2 separate regions of the Homo sapiens genome follow, and region 2 is linked to region 1. A link is an interaction called in ENCODE POLR2A ChIA-PET data of the cell type or tissue named here. Cell type or tissue: K562. All regions are shown on one strand.

What was found. ChIA-PET counts read pairs that join two places held together with the same protein. Peaks named below come from ENCODE experiments on the same cell type or tissue, not always from the same donor. Only the 100,000 strongest peaks of a DNase experiment are listed, where the experiment ranks them.
Region 2: POLR2A ChIA-PET joins it to region 1 with 7 read pairs; 2 of 35 experiments call an interaction of 5 or more read pairs at or near these places.

What each region holds. Positions count from the first base shown.
Region 1 is chr21:37,598,106-37,603,105 of GRCh38, forward strand. The region is part of intron 1 of KCNJ6-AS1 (KCNJ6 antisense RNA 1); the gene reads left to right. Among named protein-coding and RNA genes, the nearest start is that of KCNJ6-AS1, 82 kb to the left of the region's middle. In K562, no CTCF peak of the experiment used is centred here; no DNase peak of the experiment used is centred here; H3K27me3 peaks cover 2,402 bases.
Region 2 is chr21:37,453,591-37,458,590 of GRCh38, forward strand. All of the region lies in intron 2 of DYRK1A (dual specificity tyrosine phosphorylation regulated kinase 1A), which reads left to right. Among named protein-coding and RNA genes, the nearest start is that of KCNJ6-AS1, 63 kb to the right of the region's middle. RefSeq lists enhancers at 3,249-3,762, 3,763-4,274. In K562, no CTCF peak of the experiment used is centred here; a DNase peak (open chromatin) is centred at 2,001.

The sequences.
Region 1 (5,000 bases):
GGGGAGCTAATTTGAAACTTCCTTCTGTTTCTTTCTTGTTCTGGACGTGTGCGTTACGATGTTATCACCAACTCTCCAGCAGCAGTGGGATGAGCTGGGAAGTTCATCATCATTTCTATGACTGATTGAGATTTGATTCTGTCTGATTTCATGCCTGCATGGGCACATTTTTCAAACAGTGTGTGGTCGGCCCGTTCCTCGTATTCATTCATGGCTTCTGTGTGAGGAACCTGTGGTCAGTGTTAAGGGGACAGTGTGACCAGCAGGGATGATAAAGCTGTGGGCATCTTAGTGAGGTTCTTGGGGTAGCTCCTCACCCCTTGATCACCCCAAGGGCCACGTGGCTTGCCCCTGAACCTCCCTTCGCGTCCAGCTTCCTGGGCTGGTCAAACACTGATTCCAAAGGAACACTCACACGTTGGTCTGCTTGAGGGCTGCAGAATCGTGTGTGGAAGTTTGGCAGCTCCTTGGCAAGCCTGCTCCTTCCCCAGCAAATGGAAACACCATTCTGAACACCTGGGCATTGTCTCTGATGTCCCTTTTCATCTCCCTACTCTCACACAATCCAGCTGCCTCTCTGCCTTCCACGGATATTAAGAACGTCCACCATCTCCTGAGTCCAAGCCCTTCTCACTCACCTCTTTCTTGAACTAATTTCTTTCTGTTTTTTTCCAGTCCTCCCTTCTGTTCATGTCTCTCCTCTGCACACTTCCATTTTCTGGTTCAGAAAATGTCACCGTCCCAGTCACACTTGCCTTATGGCTGTTGTGTCATAAATACAGTTGACACTTGAACAACATGGGTTTGAACTGCATGGATTCACTTATACACATATTTTTTCAATACAAATATATTTAAAAATTTTGGAGATTTGCAACAATTTGAAAAAACTTGCAGATGAACAGCATAGCATAGAAATATTGAAAAATTAAGAAAAAGGTATGTCATGAATGCATAAAACATATGCAGATACTAGTCTATTTTAACCTTTACTGCCATAAAATATACACAAATCTATTATAAAAGGTTAAAGTTTATCAAAGCTTATGCACACAAACACTTATAGACCATATAGGGAGCCATTCAGTAGAGAGAAATGTAAGCGAACGTAAAGGTGTGCTATTTAATCACAACTGCATACACACTGTACCACTGCACTAATTTCAGAGCCACCTCCTGTTGTGATTGTGGTGAGCCCAAGTGTTGTGAGGATCTGCTTAAAATGCCATGTGATGCTCATCCTGTCTGTGTGAGCAGTTCATTTCTCCAGGAGATCGTGCATCGCAGGAAAAAGTGATCTCTCGAGTGTCCTGTGTATTTTATGTCGTGTCTGGTGCAATATTGTAAACATTGAATAACATCATGGGACCCATGCGAAGTTCCACTAGTGGTGCTGGAAGTGCTCCCAAGAAGCAGACAAAAGTCATGACATGCCAAGGAAAAGTTGACTTGCTACAGAACTCGGATTGAGGCCTGCCGCTGTGGTTGCTGCCATTTCAGACAGATGATCCAGCTTGTAAACAGATGACATAAACTTATGGTATTGATAATAGGGCATAGCACTGTCCATGTACTTTCTCTTCCTTATGATTTTCTTAACAATGTTTTCTTTTTTTCTAGTTTACTTTACTGTAAGAATACAGTCTGTAATGCATATATGAAATGTGTGTTAACCGTTTATGTTATGGGCTTCCAGTCAATTATACTACTAATAACTTCCAGGCTATTAGTCAAATTTTTAGGGAGTCAAAACTTATATGTGAATTTTTGACTGTGTAGGGGTCCTGCGTTCTTCAAGGGTCAACTGTGCACCGCACTGGGTGGCTTAAACAACAGAAACGTATTCTCTCATGGTTCTGGAGGCCAGAAGTCTGAAATCAGTACTACTGGGCTGAAATCAAAGTGTTAACTGAGCCCCTCTCCCTCTGGAGGCATCGGGGGGAATTCCCTTCCTTGTTTCTTCCAGTTCTGGTGGCCTGTGGCCTTCCTGGGTTGCGGCCACATCACTCTGATCTCTGCCTCCTTCTCCTCTGTGTGTGTTCTGGATCTGCCTCTCTCTTATAAGCTACATGTGATGGCACTTAGGGCCCACCTGGATAACACAGGATAAGCTCCTTCTCTCAAGAATCTCTACCTTATCACTTCTTTTGCCATATAAGATAACAGTCACAGGTTCTGAAGATTAGGAAGTGAATCTACATGCAGGGGCCCCTTGTTTTGCCTGCCACCACCACCCTACTTCAAGATGGCACCCTTTCCCCTCCAGCTTCCTTTCTCTGCTTTATTTCCTCTCATAACATTGGGAATAAGGAAACAGAAAGCTCCAGGGTTTCTTAGCAGTCAGTCCCTGGAGTTGGTGAATTTTAGGCACTAAAATGCCCAAGAACTGTAATGCACCAAGAACTGATGGCCTCTGTATTGGTCGGGGTAAAGAAGCCACTCAATGGATTTCAGGTCTGAAGGGCTTAGTTAGGGAGTTAGGGGCTTGCCTATCTCCTGGGAGAGCTGGAGGAGAGAAGGTCAGGACTTGTCTCTCCTGAGGCACTGAAATATCTGGGTTTCAGAAAACTGGAGTGACTCCCAGGGTCTCTGGGCAGTTTGCAACAACTTTCTCCAACTGCAGCAGCAAAGTAGGCGATGTCGAAGAGTTTACCAGATGGCCGTGGAGTCTCATGTGTCTGCTTGCAGCTGTTTTGGGACAAGAGGGGCTTCTCCTTCTCTCCTCTTTCTAGGCTTCACACAAGTTCCTCTCATGGACAGACTCACCCAGAACCAGACAGGGATGGAGAGTTGGTAAAGGTAATTCCTGGCTTCCTTGAGATGCAAAGGGGAGTGTAGAAGGTAGTGGCACTGGTGATGCAGGCTGACCTCCCATCTCCAGCCCCACAAACAGTGGGGAATCATTCGCATGTCCTCACAACACAAGTGTCACCGTGTTTATTTCTCAATACTTCTGCTTATCTTTAAAATGCACTCATCCATTCGTTGGCTAGAATAGATTGAATGCTTACTCTGGACAAGGCATGGCTTCCACTGAAATGCATGTCTGGCTCATATATTTGCTCTGGGGAATTCTTCCCTAGATCTCCTTTCCCTTACTCTCTGCTCTTCCCTCACTTTCTTCTCTTTTCTCCCATTCTTTCATTTTCTTTCCCTTTTTCTTTTCTCCTGATTCAATGGTGAACTTTTGTGAAGTCCCGTTTAAGTCTTCATTCACTCAATTCATAAACATGCCTTCCCTTTTTTTCTGTATCATTCAAGGATTTTGGATGCAAATAAGAAAGCTTGAACTCTGGTTGGGAAGTAAACTCTACATTTTGAACTGCATATACTCATTGTCATGTCCTCTGTTGGAAGTGCTATTCCCTTGGGTACCAAGATCTCTAAACAAGCAGACCCTATAGGTTGTAGGATAAGATGCAAACATTTTGCAAATGGGTCTTAGATGTAGTCCTGAGATGCCCCATCTCCACTTCCTCTCCTTCTTCCCATTCCCATGTCTTCCCGTAATGGGAGAAATAGTCTCATATCACACAGGTCACTGGCTCAGCATGCACACTGTATCCTGTGAGATGGCCCTCAATCTTGCAGGGTGTAGCCTCCCAGTTGATGGTGTAACTGAGTCTTCAGTAGGCCTCTTCATGAGCCTAGCTGATTGTGAATAATGGGTACATGGTCAGGCTTGTGAATTCCATAGGCACCTGGTCATTGCCTTAGTTCTTCTGCTGGTGTGATACCAATAATGTGATAAAGTGAATCCTTGTTCAGAAGCAGTGTCATGTCTGATACTGCGACAGTAAGAAAGGTGACCAGTAGGGCCATGTGCGATGGTGTTGGTATAAGTGAGGGTGTTGGAAAAAGCAAGCCGAAATCAGAGTAAGAGTCTCTTCCAGTGAGAATGTATTGCTGGGGTGATGGAGTCCCAGTGAAACAACTGGTTGCCAGGTAGCTGCCATATTGGTCTAGAATTGAGTGTTCACACGTGGTTACTGCATTGGAAAATTAAGTACTCAGTGGTGTAGCAGCTGAGTCAGCCTTGGAGAAGGAGCTGTCTGTATTTTTGAGCTCATGAATAGGATCCATCCTGAAACCATGGTCCCTTTGTTGCTGGGTTCCCAAGCAAGCACAATGATGGTTGGGGAGGTTGGTGATTGACAGTCATAGGTAGCAGGGCCTTAATACAAATGATCGGGACCCTTCTCCGCAGTAAAGACTTATTGGTGAGCATTTGCGTGGACCACAGGTATTCGCACACCCAGCGCTCATTCCTAAGGGTCTTCTTTCTGAATTTATTGACGCCAATCATCCAACTGTGCTTCTTCCAAGACCCTGGCTGCCCAGTCAAACCAATAGTCACTGCCTATGTTCTGGTCTAGCTATTTCTTCCCCTAGGCAAAGTAGACAATGAGAGAACCCTTGAAGTTATGTCTACTAAAAATATTTACCTTCTCCACCATCTTTCAGAATCATCTCTGGTTTGTTTTGGGAAATGTTTAACAACAGGCTCTCTGGAAAAATAGAAGCTGTAATTTGTAGTATTTGCCAATTTCTGTGGTATAAATATTCCCACAGTCACCAGTCTCAAGCTACTGGCTTGACGTCACTGACTGCAGAGTTGGGAAGAGAGGTGCCATTGTCTTCCATTAGATAGCATTTCCACCAGGCATATACAATAGATGTCAGTGACCTCAAGAACAGAGATAATAGTGAAATACATAAAGCGATGAAGAAGAGATGAATTTTGAGTATTTTTTTTAAATCTTTGTTTTAAAACATAATTTATTTAATTGTAAGTTTATATAATTTTGTTTTTAATAGTGGTTGTGTTTAACAACCAGCCTGCAAAATTCCTGGAAGAATTTCGGTTGGCTCTTGTGAACTGGTCCCAGCCGGCTCCAGCTCAACACTGGCTGTAATGCTGCAGTGTTCGTCCCACTGCTGGCTGGGGCATACGTGGTTGGCAGTGCTACCAGTAAATTGGGCCCCTTTTTTTTCTCGCC
Region 2 (5,000 bases), 140 kb before region 1:
CAGGTAGATGGGAGGAGAGATGCCTTGCTAGTTACTTCCCTGAAGGATAATCTTCAGTTACATTTTAAGAGACTTAACTCCAGTTTGTTTGGCATAAACTTCTCATTGAAATGTATTATAACTCTTCCTTCCCCACATTTTAGGTGCTGGTTAGTTGAGGGTCATTTTTAAAGTCTTAAGGTGTTTCCCTAGTGACTTAACAAAAGAAAGGAAAATAAAAGCCTCTTTTTTTACGTACAAAATAGGAAAAGTCTTATTGGTGTATCTCAACATCTTTACTTTGGTATCACTCAGCTAGAAAAATAAGTACTTTCTATACTAAAAATTGATTTACTGAATCTGATTTTTAGCATTATTATATTTGGAGTTGTATAAATTATATATTTTGCAGTCAATATAAAATAAGGTTATTTTCCCCACTGTTGTCCCTCAGTCTTTACATACTTGAGTCCTCAATCTCCTACATTGTCTTTCATATTATGAGATGTAGTCTCCTTTTTTTTTTTTTTTTTTTTTTTTTGAGACAAGGTCTCACTGTGTTGCCCAGGCTGTAGTGCAGTAGTGTGATCACAGCTCACTGCAGCCTCGACCTCCTGGGCTCAAACGATTCTCCTACCTCAGCCTGCCAAATAGCTGGGACTATAGGCGTGCGCTACCATGCCTGGCTGATTTTTAACGTTTTTGTAGAGATGGGATCTCTCTGTGTTGCTCAGGTTGGTCTTTTAACTCCTGGGCTCAAACCATCCTTCTGCCTCGGCCTCCCAAAGTGCCGGATTGTAAGTGTAAGCCACCGTACCTGATCTCCATTACTTTGAGTAACAAAGTCTTATTTGAGGTTGACACATAGACATGGAGCAACCTCTGTCAATAGTAGTTTTGGATGCTTATGGAGGTCACTTGATGGAATGAGTCTAAAAAGTGAAGCAATGAAATGTAACAGATTTTTTAGGTTATGACCTCACATTTTCAGGTAATGATATTCTAAATCTTTCAAAAAATCATTTTAAAAAGTATTGTTGTAAGTGAAAATAATTAATGTACCTATTGGGTTAATGGAAAACACCACCTTTCTGATGTTAAAAAATTTTATCTCATTGTTACTTGAGATAAAATATCCAGTTATAGTATTTTACAGGGATTCAGTAAGTGTTGTATCTAAAACAACTTAGAAGTTAAGATTATGTGCTGCGGAAAACCAGATGACTTAAAGAGGATTTAATGACGACAAAGATGCTGATGTTAAAGATGGAGTAGGCTTTCCACTATATTGAGAAGGGCACCTTATCCAGACAGATTTTAATAAGTGAGATTGGTCTTATCTCTTTGCTTTTGGGACAGCTTTATATTCCTGAGTGTGCTGTGCTCAGCCAGATGTGATAATGTCAAAGCCGGTAGTGATTGTAGAGATGGTTATTCAGGGGTGGTCACCTTTTTTTTTTTTTTTTTTTCGTGCCCCAGCATACTTGAGCAGGTTAGGTTACATTCTGGCAAAAAACAGGCTCCCAGGACAATTCTTGGGAGATGGGGGAGGGAGAGAGTGGTGTATATATTTTGAAGAGGTCTTAACTACACAGTGATTCTACCCCTGTGTGTGAGGGCCTGGGCTCTTTGGACAGATGACATGTTTTTTCCAGTGTTATGGAGTTAACCTTAGAGCTGGGACCAGAACCCTGGACTTGCTCCTTGTGCCAGTTTTAATTTTCTCAGCCACACCCTTTTCTTTCCTTTTATTTTGTACCCTTTTTTCTTACTATTTTCAATAGAATTTTAAATGTCATATGTTTAATAAGATGGAAACTGCTGATATAAATCAAGAAGCAGTCTTTAAATTTTAAATAATGGTACATTTATGGAGACATTATCAACTAATTTAATTTCTTTTTCTGACTTTTTAAGTCACCTCTTTTTTCCAAGTCACCATGGCTTGGAACCGCTGAGTCATTCTTGAATCCAGCTGTCTCTTATCTGTCGTCCGTATTGAAACAGGTTTTGAAGTCCTGTCAGTCTGCTCTCAGAGTGTCTCTTCATGCATCTCCTTCCTTTCTTTTGCTGACAATTCCCTCCTTAAGGGCTCTCACCGTCCCGTGCTTGGGCTGGTGCAGTAAGCAACTGATAGATCTCTATTTGTGGTTCCTCCTGGTTCCAGTCCACCTTACACATTCGTTCTATCATTTAGCATTTGCCATTTGCCAGGTACCATTTTAAACATTAACTCTTTACTGTTCTTAGTACCTTGAGGTTTAAGTACTGTTATAAACCCATTCTGCAGATGGAAAGGGAGGTATGGATTTAATTGATTTGCCCAAAGCGACACAGAAGTTGGTAGCTAGCTAGTAAATGGCAAAATTGAATCCAGACTCCTTATGGTGTTAATTGCTATAGCTAAAGATGAAACTGGAGTTGTGCCACTCCTTGCACACTTTTATCTGTCACCCTCTTAGGCTGTTTTAGAAAATCCCATGTTTTAGCTTGCCATTCTGTTGACCCAGCCTGCCTTTCTAGCCTTAACTTACCCCTCTGTCTATATTCTATTTTCCAGCCAAATATGAGGTGACGTTTAAGCTGCTACTTGAAAGAGAAGTGGGAGTTAGGCAGAGCAGTAGGGGAATCATGTTTGGGGAAGAGTGAAGAGTGTACTTGAGAGAGTGTGGAGGTGCCTTGGAGGAGCTGGAGCCCAGAGGTGCCCCATGAGAACAACACAGGAGGCTGCAGGTGGAGGTGGGTGCCTGATTGTAGAATGCTTTCTAGTTGTCTTCCACAGGACATTTTTGGGAGCTATTCACAAGATTCATGGCTACCGTGCTCTAAAATTTGATGTGAAGTTCATTTTTCCTGGACTTCTTACTTAATTCCTCTGTCTTTTGGCCCAGCCACCCCTTTGCCAGTTTACACGGGTGATGAGCAGGCTGTTTGGAAAGAACGTCCTCGAGCAGGGTGCTGTTTCCTAACCCTGCGTCTTTTTCCCCTCTGAGATCAGTTTATCTTTATTCACTTGCAGGTGTTCAACAATCTTGTCTTTTATGGGGAATTTCTAATGTGTCTTGAGCACTTTCCCACCCTCCTATCTTGGAGGCATGGTTCAGAGTGGAAAAGGGCGCGGGCCCACCTACCTCTGGCCTTCCCACCTCAGCCACCATGCTTAGGGCCGTGGTGGAGTGCTTGACCTCTTTGTGTGTACAATGCAATACATGCTGGAATAATGCCACCTTATGCATAGGGCTTTTGTGGGTGTAAGGGCATACCGGAACAAGTTGGCATAGAATAAGAGTTCAGTGAATGTTGTCACTACTTTTTATTACTTTTTAATTGTGAAAAACTCACAGATTCTGTAATAAAGGGTCATAGAAACCTGCTTTATCCATACTATCATTACTGAGAATACTTTCTGGTTTGGAAAATTTGCTTGAGAGGTAAAAAGAAAATTTACTTACTTACTTACTTACTTACTTATTTATTTATTTATTTATTTATTTATTTATTTATTTATTTATTTAGTAGAGACAGAATCTCGCTCTGTTGCTCAGGCTGGAGTGCAGTAGCACGATCCTGGCTCACTGCAAACTGACTCCTGGGTTCAGGTGACTCTTGTCTCAGACTCCGGAGTAGCTGGGACTACAAATGCATGCCACCACACCTGGCTAATTTTTGTATCCCCCCCGCAAGACAGAGTCTCACTCTGTTGCCCAGACTGGAGTGCAGGGGCACGGACTCGGCTCACTGCAACCTCCACCTCCCGGGTTCAAGCTATTCTCCTGCCTCAGCCTCCCTAGCTGAGACCACAGGCGTGTACCACCATGATCGCCTAATTGTGTGTGTGTGTGTGTTTAGTAGAGGTGGGGTTTCGCCATGTTGACCAGTCTGGTCTCGAACTCCTCGCCTCAAGTGATCCGCCTGCCTCAGCCTCCCAAAGTGCTGGGATTACAGGCATGTGCCACCGCGGCTGGCCTTTTGTGTTTAACTTTTAAAGCGTCTCTGGTCAGATGAATATTTTGCCTTTTGGGTATTTTTAAATGGAAAATTTATGTAAATAATCAGTGTTTTAATTAGAATCACAAAGCCAAATGATTGCCTCATTGGATAATTTTAAGTATTATGCTGCAATTCAATATAGGTACCAAGTACTTAACTAGACTTAAAAATATCTTGTATGTTTAACAGCTGTTTAGCTAGAACTAAAAAAGAGCAAGTCCTCTATGTGTATGCTTCTCCCCTTTTCTCCCTGGGATGGGAGAAGGAAAAAGTTAATTTTTTTCCCCCTTGACTGCTGTTGCTGTGCCTGCTTTAGAAGAAGACAGAGGTAAAGATCAGGGAAGGCAACTTTGTTTCCAAAGAAACATTATGTGCCTGAAACTTAGTAACACCTTCAGACACTTCTTAAAATGGCTTGGTTATGGCATAGCTGAAGGTCTGAGGCTGTGGTAGGTAACCTTCTGCCTGTGTTGTATTCCTGGCCGCCTCTGTGTGTTCTGACCCTGCTCCTCTAGAGAGGAAAGCAGCTAAGCAGGCACCTTTCAACTTTTGAATGGCTTCATAGTATTACAGCATTTAGATGTGTTGTGCCATTCCCCCTCTTTTTGTACTTACGGGTTTCTTGGAAGACAGCTGTAATATGCCTGTAGGCACGCTAGACAAAGTTATGGTCAAGGGGGCGGTAGGGGAGGGCATCTGGGTAATTTACTGTGTGTGTGTGTGTGTGTGTGTGTGTGTGTGTGTGTGTACATATACATATGTATTATATTTTAAAAATTTTACATAACTAGTATTTCACTATCTTTTTGATTTTGAAAAAAATGAACTAAGTTGAACTTTAACCACCATTTATTAAAACATTTCTTTTAAGCTCTAAACAGAGGCTCCAGATCGTCTTTGAGGCACATTTCCTGTCCCCTGGCAACTCTGTGTGTAACGTTTCAAACCCAAGGCATTGTACAAGGGAGAGGAGTACTTTGGGTTTACATGGTTGAGGGTGATGATGAATCCTCTTATTTCATGTGTAAGAA